2 separate regions of the Homo sapiens genome follow, and region 2 is linked to region 1. Evidence: read pairs that join two places in POLR2A ChIA-PET (ENCODE). Cell type or tissue: PC-3. All regions are shown on one strand.

Region 1 (2,500 bases):
GCCCACGTGCAGATTTGTTACATGGTTATATTGTGTGATGCTAAGGTTTAGGGTATGGATCCCATCACCCAAGTACTGACTAGAGTACCCAACAGATAGTTTTTCAACTCTTGCACTCCCCTTTCCTTCCTCCCTCTGGTAGTTCCCAGTGTCTATTGTTCCCATCTTTATGTCCATAAGTACCCAATGTTTAGCTCCCATTTATAAGTGAGAACATGCAGTATTTGGTTTTCTGTTTCCGTGTTAATTCGTTTAGAATAATGGCCCCCAGCTGCATCCATGTTGCTGCAAAGGACATGGTTTCGTTTTTATGGCTGCATACTATTCCATGGTATATATGTGCCACATTTTCTTTATCCATTCCACCATTGATAGGCATCTAGTTGATTCCATGGCTTTGCTATTGTGAATACTGCTGCCATGAACATGTAAGTGCATGTGTCTTTTTTGTAGAATGATTTATTTTCCTTTGGGTATATACCCAGTAATGGGATTACTGAGTTGAATGGTAATTCTGGTTTAAGTTCTTTGAGAAATCTCCAAACTGCTTTCCACAGTGGCTGAAATAACTTACATTCCCACCAACAGTATGTTTTCTTTTCTCCACAGCCTTGCCAGCATCTGCTGTTTTTTGACTTTTTTAATAATAGCTGTTCTAGCAGGGCTTTAAATGATTACCTTAAGAAAGTAGACATTTGCATTCAATCATCATTTCCTTATTACTGTAGTAGTAGCTTTGGATCTTTGCTGGTAAGTGATGGGAATTTGTGATTTTGAATTCCATACTAGATTTTAGATCATTTGATAAAGCACCTCATTGAAAGCTTTAAAGTTATATTTACTTCCCCCTCTTAAACTTATTATATTTTATTATCTTTAGTTTGAGTCATAGCCAGGGACAGGATATTTGAATGAATGGATCATTGCTCTGAATCACTTTGTTCAAAAAATGCTCAGTTTTGTGGTGCTATGAGTAATACCCAACTTAAAGCTGTGACTAGAAAAGCAATTGTCCTCGTTGGGTTCCCAAGGGTAGCCCAATGGGTTGATATTGTGCTGGTTTATCCCAGGGGACACTTACCCTGGGAAAGGAGAAGACCTTGCAGGAAATGGCCTGAAGCCACCTAAAGAAAGAAAGACCCAGGGTTAGCCTAAAGTCCAAGGGAAATTGAACCAACATAAATCTACAAAGTGCCTTCAAAAAGCAGGCAGATTTGGGGAAAGTGGAATTCTTCTTGCCATTCAAAAATTTTTGCTTGACTTTGCTCACTCTGACACCTTCCGCACATAAAATTTCCAAGATGTGTTTTACAATTTGAAATTCCACGAAGGAATGGATGGATAGTGAAAGTAACTGGCTGTAATGATAACAGGTTAAAGAATCATCTTACCATTTAATGAGTTTTCATATTCAAAGATAAGAAGATCTTTAAAGCAGTTCTCCTGTTTGTCTGCTTTAATCGCATCGTGATTGTTCTCATTTCAGATCATCCTTATTTTGTTGGTGTCCAGTTCCATCCTGAGTTTTCTTCTAGGCCGATGAAGCCTTCCCCTCCGTATCTGGGGCTGTTACTTGCAGCAACTGGGAACCTGAATGCCTACTTGCAACAGGGTTGCAAACTGTCTTCCAGGTAACCAGCTTACTGCTCTTAGCAATAAACCAAGATGCATAGTTATTAATATCTTAGGGTTTCTTACAAAAATTAATACCACTATAGAATTTTTAAATGTGAAGAATCAGTTTTTTTCTCTTAAACATAATTTTCTTCTCTTTGTGAAAATGATTTAATCACACCTACGGTAGTAATGTGTCAGCTTTCCAAATCGTGATGACACTGGGTATTATTTTAGAAATTTTTTTCATTTTGATAAGTGAAAAGATTGTCTTTTGTTGATTCTTTGATTAATATATATGAATTTTTATATGTTTATTGGCTGTTTGTTTTATGAATAGTTTGTTCATATCTTTTCTTCATTTTGGTATTGTATTATTTTCCTTACTGATTGGTAAGCTCTTTATGTATAAAGGTCATTAATCCTTTGTTAGGCTGCAAATATTTTTCAAAGTGATTTTGCTTTCCTTCTAAATTGTTAATGGTAGTTTTGTTCTCCCTAAAGAGTTTAGTCCTTTTTTATGTTTTTTAAAAATGTATGTAGTCAAATATTTTACTTTTGTGGCTTCTGCCTTTACTCTCATGCCTAACATCTTTCCTTATGGAAAGATTATATAAATAATAACCCCTGTGTTTTCCTCTAGCATTTTTCTGGTTTCAATTTCATAGTTTAAATCTATAATCTATATGGATTTTATTTTCAGTGAAACCTGTGAGGTTGGGATTTGGCTCCCTACTTCCCTGCCAAATTGTCAACGAGTTGAGTAATTTGACTTTGTTTCAGGGATTTCTATTTTGTTCCATTGATGATTTTATCTCTTACACCTGAACCTTTGCCATCCTTTTCATTTTCATAGCATTATTATAAATCAGGACCTTATCGATCC
Region 2 (2,500 bases), 140 kb after region 1:
AGTCTTTGCAGATGTAATCAAGGTAAAATGGGTCATTAGGGTGAGCCCTAATTCAATGCGACTGATGTCTTTATAAGAAGAGAAAAACACCATGTGAAGACAGAAGACACACGGTGAAGAAATGACCACGTGGAGATAGGGCAGAGATTGGAGTGATACTGACACAAGCCAAGGAATGCCTAGGGTGACCAGAAACTGGAAGAGGCAAGGAAGGATCCTCCCTACAGACTTGGGAGGGAGTATGGCTCTGACAACACCTTGATTTTGGACTTCTGACGTGCAGAACTGGGAGAGAAAAAATTTCTGTTGCTTAAATCCACCAAATTTGCGGTACTTTGTTATAGCAGACCTAGAAAATGAATACACTCATTCAAAGATGTTTCTGTCTGTGGCTTTAAAGAGCAGGATTGGGATGAGAGTACGGTTCTTGCAGTGCTCAGTTCTAACGTCATAGAGATAGCAAATTTTTAACTCTCCTGAGTTAAAGTGACCGTGACATTGTGTACTGACACTAAACATTCAGTTTTAAATTCAGAATCGGAACAGATGTGATAACTAATTAAAAACCCAGGGTGGCATTTTTTCCTTGTGGTATCAAATTAATTCACTTTTATAGAAATATGCTGATGATTTACCTTTCCAAGGGGAAGTTGTTAAACTTCCTTGGGCGAACAGATTTCTTTAGCATAGAAGGTTACAGGCTGATGTTACAGACTTTGAAACTGTCAACCAAGGCAATGTGTCTCTGTATTCGCATCTATTGCCTCCAGAACATATGAATGTTTAAAGAAGATTAAAAAAATTCCAATTGAGCCCCTCCGAAGTCATTTTCAATTCTAGGAAATGGAAATGCAGCTTACATCTGTATTTCCCAAGGAATTGATGTAATGCAATTTGTATAAAATAATCATAGAGAGTTAGAGCAGAGAGTGGATCTTTGCATTAAAGTGAAATCAGCCCAGAAATCGCTCTTCTCAGGGTCTGTCTTTCAGAACCCCATTTAGCTTTTAAATAAGACTCCTCTTTCCTGACTTGCTTTGATGAGCCACTCTCATCTCAGTGATTGCTCCTGACATTTAGCTGCCTGTACGATTAACTGGGGGCCATTCTTTTCTCTTGGAGAAGGACCATGTGCAGTGAATATGCATTTGCAAAGTGTTTCTTTGACTTGGGAGAGTGGCTGTGGATAAGTAGATAGGATGATGCCTGGAGTAAAGTTTGTGATGGAGACCCCAAACACTCACCCTTAGCAAAGCTGTGAGTGGCTATCATCAGCACATACCCGCTCCACCTCCCTTGCAGTCCCCAATTAAAGCTCATTGAGTTACCAGGTAAGCTGGTGATTTCTTATCTCAAGGAATGAAAAATTAAATCTAATAAACTTCTCTGAGGATTGAGAACTCCATATGTCGCCCCTACAGGTGATTTAAAAAAAAAACCAAGGAAATGACTCACAAAAAGGATTGAAATTTTTACAATGAGATTACAGATATCCGGATGGGAGATATTTGTTCCCCTTGGCATGACTGTGCCTGGGCCAAAGCCTGGGCCAGCAGGTAGAACAGTCAGGGATGGAATAGATCAATGAGACTGTAGCAGAGAAAAACGGCTGCCTACCAAAGATTCTGCTGTTCTTTCTAGCATAGCACTATAGTTGGGGCTACGTTCCCCAGATTGCTTTACAAAGCAATGGGGCTACATAACATTTTATTGCCATGGCCTGTGAGTGGAAGGGTTGTGTATCACTCTTGGTTGGAGGTGACTGAGAAGCAAGTGTACCTTCTCCCTCACTTTCCTCATCTACTGACAATCTTTAGAGGACTCCCAGTCCCTGGGAAGGTGGAGCCATGAGATGGAAGGAGCCTGTCTCTGAATCACTACAAGGAGGGAAACTGCCCTGAGCTATTTTGAGAGCCGCAAATGAAGTTTGATTGACCTGACTCATTGCATTCTTTGAGCTCCTTAGCTCTTATCACTACCTAGTATGCTGTGTATTGTTGTTTATTTCTTTTTCACTAGTATGTAAGCCTCAGGAGGGCAGAGATTTTGGTTTGTCTCACTCGCTGCTGTATCCCAGGGTCGAGAACACTGTCTGGCACTGAGTAAGTGCTTGATAATGTTTGTTGAATGAATAAATGAGAGGATAAATGCAAGGAATATAGTTGTGATATGATGGAATTTGGAGGGGTTTTTTTTCTTTTTTTTTTTTCTGAGACAGGGTCTTACTCTGTCACCCAGGCTGGAGTGCAGCGGAGCAATCACTGCTCACTGCAGCCTCGACGTTTCGAGCTCAAGCTATCCTTCTGCCTGTCTCCTGAGTAGATAGGACTACAGGCACACACCACCATGCCCAGCTAGTTTTTAAATTTTTTTGTAGAGATGGGGCGGTGGGGGGCGGAGGGGGTCTCCCTATGTTGCCCAGGCTGGTCTTGAACTCCTGGACTCAAGCAATCCTTCTGCCTTGGCCTCCCAAAGTACTGGGATTACAGGTGTGAGCCAC

Evidence for each region. Peaks named below come from ENCODE experiments on the same cell type or tissue, not always from the same donor. Only the 100,000 strongest peaks of a DNase experiment are listed, where the experiment ranks them.
Region 2: POLR2A ChIA-PET joins it to region 1 with 6 read pairs; 4 of 35 experiments call an interaction of 5 or more read pairs at or near these places.

Annotation. Positions count from the first base shown.
Region 1 is chrX:16,608,672-16,611,171 of GRCh38, reverse strand. It overlaps CTPS2 (CTP synthase 2), which reads left to right. Exons shown (of 19, transcript NM_175859.3): 17 at 1,487-1,631. Among named protein-coding and RNA genes, the nearest start is that of MIR548AM, 17 kb to the left of the region's middle. In PC-3, no CTCF peak of the experiment used is centred here; a DNase peak (open chromatin) is centred at 941; H3K4me3 peaks cover 680 bases; H3K27ac peaks cover 2,500 bases.
Region 2 is chrX:16,466,243-16,468,742 of GRCh38, reverse strand. No RefSeq gene overlaps it. Among named protein-coding and RNA genes, the nearest start is that of MIR548AM, 160 kb to the left of the region's middle. In PC-3, no CTCF peak of the experiment used is centred here; DNase peaks (open chromatin) are centred at 1,502 and 1,902; H3K4me3 peaks cover 334 bases; H3K27ac peaks cover 2,500 bases.